Regions from separate parts of the Homo sapiens genome. Here region 2 is linked to region 1. A link is an interaction called in ENCODE POLR2A ChIA-PET data of the cell type or tissue named here. Cell type or tissue: B cell. All regions are shown on one strand. Links, peaks and the distances in the headings refer to the core of each region. The heading gives the core; the rest is flanking DNA. Region 1 overlaps SIAH1 (siah E3 ubiquitin protein ligase 1). Region 2 has its middle 41 kb from the start of SIAH1.

Region 1 (4,394 bases), core at 125-4,124:
CAGGTATTATGTAGAAAATGTTTTACGTTAAAATGTTAATTAAACATTGCTTCTATTTGAAGACTTACTTGCTTCTTACACAATGACAAAATCAAAGCAAGTCTCTTAAAAATTCAACAAGTTAAAATGCCAAAAGTTAAAAAATCAAACACTGTTATAAGGACAATAAATTAAACAATCTATAGCTTCCAGAACTGTAGCAAAGCAATAAAATGATTTCTTAAAAATTGTATGTTTTTCCTAAAACCTCCATTTTTCCTGAAGATAATTCTGAAAACTTTGCAGCTACAGAAGAAGTTACACTGAATAGGTATAGAAAGATTGATTACTGGAGATGAGGGAAACCCAGGAAAGCTGCTGTCAACAGAAGACAAAGAGGAAAGGCAAATCCCGACTTAAATGTGTTCAAAGCAAAATACAACACTTGCTAAGTCACTTTATTTTGAGGCTTCCACCCAAGCTAAACATTAGATATACATGGAGTTTGGTGGCTCATACCTGTAATCCCAGCACTTTGGGAGGCTGAGGTGGGAGGATCACTTGAGCCCAAGAGTTTGAGACAAGCCTAGGCAATATACTGAGACCTCATCTCCACAAAAAAAATACAAAAAAATTAGCTGGGTGTGGTGGCATCCGCTGTAGAGCCAGCTATTTGGGAGGCTGAGGTGGGAGGCTCATCTGAGCCTGGGATGTAAAGGCTGCAATGAGCTATGTCTGTGCAACAGAGTGAGACCCTGTCTGGGAAAGAATAAATAAAGTGTAAGATCCCCCTAAAACAATGCAAGCCCTTCAACATGCCAATAGTAAAACTTTCCCTTTCCCACTAGGCACAATAAAGATTGTACTAAGCTCCTAACTTTGTCAAAGCAATTAATCAAACCTAACTACACCTGAATCCTTAATTTTGTGGTGTGATCACAATACTTCAAAGAAAGTTTCTGAAAGGATTACGTAAGTGATTAACTCTCCATCTTAGTCTAAGTCTGAAGCTCTTGCATAAATTCCACAGCTTACAATCCTGGTCACAACTCTCTTCTCTAAGAACTAAGTAAGCTATGCCCACTGTCTTCTGCTATTCAATGATGTAAGTGAAAGAAAAGCCTAATGCCATTTTCATTCTCAACCCTTTGCAGATAACCTTCTGATATGCTAAAGCATTTTCCAAAATATATAGGTATCCTCAATCTCCAGCAAGCCAACAGAGACTGATGGCAAGAATGGCCACTCCCTTCCCTTTCCCTTAAGTAGGAAGAGCCACATAAATTCTTATTACATTACTCTTGTAACTCCTTAACCCCTCTATATAAATTTTCATGCTTAATTTTCTCGTCTTTCCTTGGACCTTGGTTGTTGGTTTTGGTCTTGCTGCTAGTCTCAACGGGTTCCAGAGTCAGCAAGCTAAACACAGTTCTTCATTAATGAAGAACTGCCCCAAACACATATTAAGCACCTACTAAGTGCCAGGTAGACTCAATGGTTTACATATGTTCTCATTTAACCTTTCCAATGACCAAAGTTAGACATTTATCCCCACCTTACTTAAGAAAATAGATTTCGGCTGGGCGCGGTGGCTCGTGCCTGTAATCCCAGCACTTTGGGAGGCTGAGGTGGGCGGATCATGAGGTCAGGTTATCGAGACTACAGTGAAACCCCGTCTCTACTAAAAATACAAAAAATTAGCCAGGCGCGGTGGCGGGCGCCTGTAGTCCCAGCTATTCGGGAGACTGAGGCAGGAGAATGGCGTGAATCCGGGAGGCGGAGCTCGAAGTGAGCCCAGATCACGACACTGCCCTCCAGCCTGGGCGACAGAGCAAGACTCCATCTCAAAAAAAAAAAAAACAAATTTCAAGGACAGGCATGGTGACTCACACCTGTAATCCCAACAACTTTGGGAAGCCAAGGCTGGCGGGATCGCTTGAGGTCAGGAGTTTGAGATCAGCCTGGCCAACGTGGTAAAAAGTTGTCTCTACTAAAAATACAAAAATTAGCTGGGTGTGGTGGCAGGTGCCTGTAATCCCAGCTACTACGGAAGCTGAGGCATAAGAATCGCTTGAACCCGGGAGGGGGAGGTTGCAGTGAGCCAAGATCGTGCCATTGCACTCCAGTCTGGGCAACAAGAGTGAAATTCCATCTCAAAAAAAAAAAAAAAAAAAGTAAGAGCAAGCTGGCACATGCCTGTAGTCTCAGCTACTCAAGAGGCTGAAGAGGGAGGATCAGGTGAGCCCAAGAGGCTGTACTGCACCATGATTGTGTCTGTGAATAGCTACTGCACTCCAGCCTGGGCAATACAGTGCCTTGAAATAAATACGAGCACAGCCAGATGTTTTGTTGTCTCTAATCTCATCTTCTTTTGAATAACCCTAAAAAAATCATGTATGTTCTCCTTACTTACCCTGGTATGGAATATTTAATTTGGCATTCAAAACATCTTTTCCATATTTACAAAAATGTGTCAAGAAAATAAACTTCCTAAAGTCTTTAAATTAAACCTTTACTTTCCATCAAAGTGATAGAATCACATATTCTAAGTCTGCCATTAAGTCATTAGATATGAAATCAAAGCAAAGTATGTATCATGGAGAGGAAAGAGCAGAGAAGAGCAACAGAACCAGGCAGAGGGCCAAACAGGCTTTTTCAACTTTTTATTTCATACCACACATTACTAAAATTTTTAAATAACCTTAAAACTTTTTAGCAACACACTTGAAATTAAAATTATTGAAACATCAGTCTTGATTACAAACTAATCTGCAATATAACCAAGTCTCAGTGTCTATATAAAAACATTCAAATACTATTTACCTAGTTATCTGAATACAGCCATTTACTACCTTATGTTTTATATTCTCTCAGGATACAAAATTCTCACATTCCAGTGCAAGCTTGCTCTTTTACTCCATCTTGGCATTTAAGCTGTGCTTTTTAAAACCTTACTTATAAAATTCATGGTACCTAGTTCTACACTCTACCATATAATTCATTCAACTTCACATTACATCTGACAAATCTGGTAGGTAAGTATGTATACACACACACACACACAGAGAAAAAAATTTTACAGCAGATCAAAATTAGCAGTAATCTATATTTGGGATACTAAACTAAGCATAAAAGAGCATATTGCTAGGAAGACTAAAGAAATTAAAGAAACAGGGTAAAAAGTCACATTAGTGAGTCTGATATATTTTGATTGATGGCTCTTTACTAGTAAAATAGAAAAAAGTAATGGAATTTATAGGAAAGAAATGCCATCTTTTAAAAAATCATGGAGCCTTATTAAAATTCAATTATATTCAGCTGAAATAGTTACAATCTATGTTGACATAAGCAGTACCACCTGAAACTCCAGGCAAACCATTTTAGTTATTTCAACTAAGGATGTAACAGAAGAATTAACCTATATTAATTTCCCTCAAACTAAGATTCTGTTCACAAGGAGTTCACATTTCTCTAAAAATTTAATATTTTACTTTCATGTTTTTAATAGTCTAAAAAACAGTATCAACACATTCTGAATCATCTGAATACACCTGTTAGCCATGTAATTAAATGCCTCTATTCATATTTATGGCCACACTGGCTCTAAGTTGGTCCTATTTTCTCTACGCAAGCTAGAGAAAAGCTGAGGTCGATCTAATAACATAAATAATTCATTTGTGTGAAGCAAAGCCTAAATGCCATCATGGTTTCCACTAAAGCACTTGTATGTCAGTGAAAAAATTAAGATTTCATACGACCACATGATACAGGGCAATTAAGGTATGCTTAACTCAAAAAGAACCTGCCCGGTAACAGTCAATTTCATAACCGTAAGTCAATCCCATAAGTGCAGTTTTAAGACTAAAATTCAGCCTGACAGTATCCAATATTTTAGTGAATCAGTAATTTGAATTTCAATGGTTCTGTGGTTTTGTTTGTATTTAAATTGCAAGTTTTGAACTGTCAGCAACACCTAACAGAGTTGACGGATCACTGGGCTCCTGCCTAATAAACTCTGTTCACCGACTTCACATACTCTTGGTTTTCCTATCTCAGTCACTCCTCAGCTTCCTTTTATTCCTGCTCTTCTCCCCCAAATTATTGAAATTGTAGCTGCCTATAAATTACTGTAATCTCTTCCAAACCAGTCTCTCTGTTTCCATCCTTGTCTCCCACCCTTACACCCTAAGATGTTCTTTTCTTATGTACACTGGTACTTTGGTGATCTCATTCAGTCTCCTAGTTTTAAATTCCATCAACATGCTAAGGATTTCAAAATTTTCATCTCCAGCCCAGATTTTAAAAATAAACACAATGCTCCAGATTTGTCTGAAACCCCAGATTTGTAAATCCAATTGCCCCTTCAGGGGGATGGCCAAAGAGAAACTCCTTATCACCTCCCAAAGTCTCTCCAC
Region 2 (4,394 bases), core at 92-4,091, 55 kb after region 1:
ATGCACGAATGCAGCTCTCATTTTTAACCGGAGATAAGCACCTAATAGCATTATGATGCCTTAAAGGGGAACCTTGCCATGCAGTCATCAACCTGTACCTTTTAATTACAACTCATGACAATTACAATGTGGTATTTCCCCTTCCAAATCAAGATGAGAGAGGGTACAGATAACCATGTCCCTTTTTCTTTCTTCTTACATGCTTGTTTGTTTTTGACAAAGGAAACAAACAGAACTAATGATGTAGTAATTTCAGCAGGCCTGGCTCCCACGTTTGGGGAATTTGGTGCAGCCCTGTACCAGTAGTCCTGAGAATTTTCACTCAGCATTCTCATTGCTTTTTTTCTCTTAATTATGGTAAAATATATGCAATATAAAATATGTGATTTTGACTCTTTTTAAGTGCACCATTTAGTGGCATTAATGACATTCACAATATTGCAGAGCCATCACCACTATGTCTGAAATTTTTCCATTACCAAGAACAGAAACTCTGTACCCCTTAGGAAGAACCTCGGCTCAAGTGATCCTCCTGCCTTGGCCTTCTGAGTAGCTGGGATTACAGGCTTGCACCACCATGCCTTGCTACCCTGTATCTTTTTAACAAAAAGTTCTTACTTTCAAGTGTACCTGGGTTCATTTTGTACCAGTTTGAGACAGGGTCTCACCCTGTCACCCAAGCTGGAGTGACACCATCACAGTGGCTCACACCTGTAATCCCAGCACTTTGGGAAGCCGAGGCAGGTGGATCACTTGAGGTCAGGAGTTCGAGATCAGCCTGGCCAACATGACGAAACCTGGTCTCTACAAAAATACAAAAATTAGCTGGGTGTGGTAGCACCTGTAATCCCAGCTACTCGGGAGGCTGAGGTAGGAGAATTGCTTGAATCTAGGAGGCAGAGGTTTCAGTGAGCTGAGATCATGCTACTGCATTCCAGCCTGGGTGACAGAGTAAGACCCTGTCTCAAAAAAAAAAAAAATTAAAATTAAAAAATAAAAGTATTTTTTAAAAAGCTTTACATTTTCACGAAGTCCAATTTATCTATGTTTTTGTTGCTTTTACTTTTGGTGTCAGATCTTAGAGTCCATGGTCACCTCATCACTCTTTTTTTCCTTTAACACCTACAAAGCTTCCGGACCTCATGTCTCCTATGCAGGAGAGGCAGGACGTGTAGATGTCCTACAAAATAACCGTGGTGGAAGTGGCAAGTCAATTATCTTTCTAATACAGAAAATATTTAGAAAGCCACATATTTACACTGAATATGGGCTAAAACAGCATTTGTATTTTCTTTGACAAAGCTCATATTTAATGAAGTATGTTTATGTTGCTCTGAGAACCTAAGTTCATTTTCATCAATTATTTGTTTGGGTCTCTATCAAAGTGGACAATATGAAAGGTGTCTGCCTAGCCCAGAAACCATTGTTCCTCCTAGGAAACTGCCCCCACAATGTCCTCTCCCACCTTGGTGGCTCCCTGGAAGCCACATTTGTACCTCATGATCCCACTCCCTGGTCAGGACCCAGCCTGGCCAACCAATTCTGTCCTGAGAATCTGTCTTTGAGACTGAGAAATGACGTGTTCATTACTGCAGGGGACCATGGGACTGCCTCATCCTGCCATTTGATTTGAATTAAGTAGACTTCATTCCCTGCCTTGAGATCCATGTAAGAGATCCCTGTATTTATCTGTTTTCTTGAAACAGGGTCTTGCTCTGTTGCCCAAGCTGGAGCACAGTGGTGCGATCTCGGCTCACTGCAACTTCTGCCTCCTGGGCACAAGTTATTCTCCTGCCTTGGCCTTCTGAGTAGCTGGGATTACAAGCATGCACCACTGTGCCTGGCTACCCTGTATTTTTTAGTAAAAAGTTCTTATTTTCAAGTGTATCTGGGTTCATTTTGTACCAGTATGATTTTTTTTTTTTTTTTTTTTTGAGACAGGGTCTCACTCTGTCACCCAGGCTGGAGTGCAGGTCTGTCACTGTAGCCTTGAACTCCCAGGCTCAAGCCATCCTCCCAACCAACCTCAGCCTCCTGAGCAGCTGGGACTACAGCCACATGCCACCACGCCTGGCTAATTTTTGTATTATTTATAGAGATGGGGTTTTATCATGCTGCCCAGGCTGATCTCAAACTCCTGAGCTCAAGTGCTCCTCCTTCCTTGTCCTCCCTAACTGCTGGGATTACAAGTGTGAGCCACTGTGCCCAGCCTGATATTTTGAAATAATGTGTATGTTCCCATACTGGTGGGCTGGCTTCTCTCCCTGCAGGTACCCCATCTGCAACCAGAGTTGAGCTGTGAAACTGCAGTCAGAGAGGAGGGTATGGCTTAGTGCAAATGTGGAAGTCTCAGTCATACAGAAGAAAATGAAAAGCCTGTTCTTTCCTCTTCACAGGATTGTGAGAAGCAGGGATCTTGAGGTAGGTGAGATGGTTGGGCCCTTCATGTTTGTTTCTCTTTGGGGCTCTGCCTAGGTGAGAAGGGGATTCAGGCTCACCCAGCTGGGAGCAATGGAGCCTGAAGACATGAAGGCTCATGATTTGCTTCCCTGGACACTGTCTGGGGGAGGCTGCCAGCCCTGGGAGGCCTATCCTGTGGTTTGGCAACATTTTTAACAAGAGACTGAAGAGAACGTGGTGTCAAACACAGCTACAAAAATGAGTCTAGGGCAGAACCCCTTGGCTCTTCAAGGTGTGGCATTCAGGGACCTGGAGGTTTCCCCAGGTCCCAGCAAGGAGATGCAGAGAGCCTGAGAGAGCCTGTGGACCCTCAGAGGCCTGGCTGGGTGCTGAGGCCTCTATGGCCCAGAGCACGGATGGTGCCAGACGTACACTCACACTTCAGCATCGCCAGTCCCAGGGGCAGGGGCAGGGAGATGCTCAGCTTCAGAGACCAATGCACGTCCATAGGACCCTACCTAGATGGGAATGACCCTTCTGTCATCTCCAGGACTCAGTGACCCTCTGTACCAAGGCACCATCCTGGGGAAGAGAAGGGGTGGGCCTTAAAGTAGCTGAGAAATCATTGCCCTGGGCTCCTGTTTGCCAGACACAGACACAGATGGAGCAGACGCAGCTCTCCTTTCTCACCCTCACCTCTCTGCAATGTAAAGAGCTCATCGGACACTGAAAAACTAAAGAAGCCATGTTCGCTTTGCATTCTGGGTGTTCTGTGAACTCCAATTTAGACCAGACTATACTAAAAGCTCCAGAATCCAAAACCAACAGACATTGTTCTCAGGGGCCAGAAAAGTTAATCCAAAAGATACCAATGACTCCCTTGTTTCTCCTGCCTATCCTGCCTCCCTCCACCTCTCCCTCTCTCCTGTCTTTCCCTCATTCCTCAGTAGGTCTCAAATGCCCTATTGGAGGTCAGGCTCTGGAGATTCCAAGATGACCACACAATCCCTCCTCCGTGGAATTCACAGTTCTGAGACAAGACAGAGACCAAGCAGCTCCAAGCCGGGTAATTAACACCAACACTGAGGTGTCCACGGGGGCTCTGGGAGCAGAGAGGGGAGCCTCTTCTCTCTGCTTGGGCAGGTGTGAGGGCAAGCGTGTGAGTTTCACAAGAATGTGTGTACCTCTTGTATAGATGTGGGTGTCTGTGGTAGATGCAAACAGTTACCTACCCCTAAACGATTCTTTCCCTTCTTTTTTCCTAATGGAACCAGATTTTGTTTGAGGCTGCCTGTGTGCCATCTTAAGGGCTGATGCATGAATGATGAATGATTCTGTTTCCATTGCAGACTCTGTTTCCAGGCCCCCTTCCCTTGTAGCCATGGCTCATGATCCAGATTTTTTTTTTTTGTTTTTTTTTGAGATGGAGTCTCATTCTGTTGCCCAGGCTGGAGTGCAGTGGCACCATCTCAGCTCACTGCAACCGCCACCCCCTGGGTTCAAGCAATTCTCCTGCCTCAGCCTCCTGAGTAGCTGGTATTACAGGGGCCTGTCACCATGCCCAACTAATTTTTTGTATTTTTAGTAGAGACAGGGTTTCACCATGTTGGCCAGCTGGTCTCAAACTCCTGACTTCAGGTGATCCACCTGCCTCAGCCTCCCAAAGTGCTGGGATTACAAGCATGAGCCACTGTGCCTGGCCAATTTTTGTATTTTTAGTAGAAATGGGGTTTCACCATGTTGGCCAGGCTGGTCTTGAACTCCTTGGCCTCAAATGAACTGCCTGCCTAGGCCTCCCAAAGTGCTGGGATTACAGGCATGAGCCACCATGCTCAGCCTATTAAAAAGTTTTAGAGCAGGAATGGAAGGAAGTAAAGTACACTTGGAAGAGGGCCAAGTGGGTGACTTGAGAGATCAAATGCACTGTTTTGACCTTTGACTTGGGGTTTTATATGTTGGCATGTTTCTGGGGGTGTTGGTTCCCTTCTCCCTGA

The links. Peaks named below come from ENCODE experiments on the same cell type or tissue, not always from the same donor. Only the 100,000 strongest peaks of a DNase experiment are listed, where the experiment ranks them.
Region 2: POLR2A ChIA-PET joins it to region 1 with 7 read pairs; 14 of 35 experiments call an interaction of 5 or more read pairs at or near these places.

Annotation. Positions count from the first base shown.
Region 1 is chr16:48,368,981-48,373,374 of GRCh38, forward strand. The region is part of intron 1 of SIAH1 (siah E3 ubiquitin protein ligase 1); the gene reads right to left. Among named protein-coding and RNA genes, the nearest start is that of SIAH1, 14 kb to the right of the region's middle. In B cell, for the core only: no CTCF peak of the experiment used is centred there; no DNase peak of the experiment used is centred there.
Region 2 is chr16:48,424,379-48,428,772 of GRCh38, forward strand. No RefSeq gene overlaps it. Among named protein-coding and RNA genes, the nearest start is that of SIAH1, 41 kb to the left of the region's middle. RefSeq lists an enhancer at 2,653-2,712. In B cell, for the core only: no CTCF peak of the experiment used is centred there; a DNase peak (open chromatin) is centred at 2,333; H3K27ac peaks cover 1,514 bases.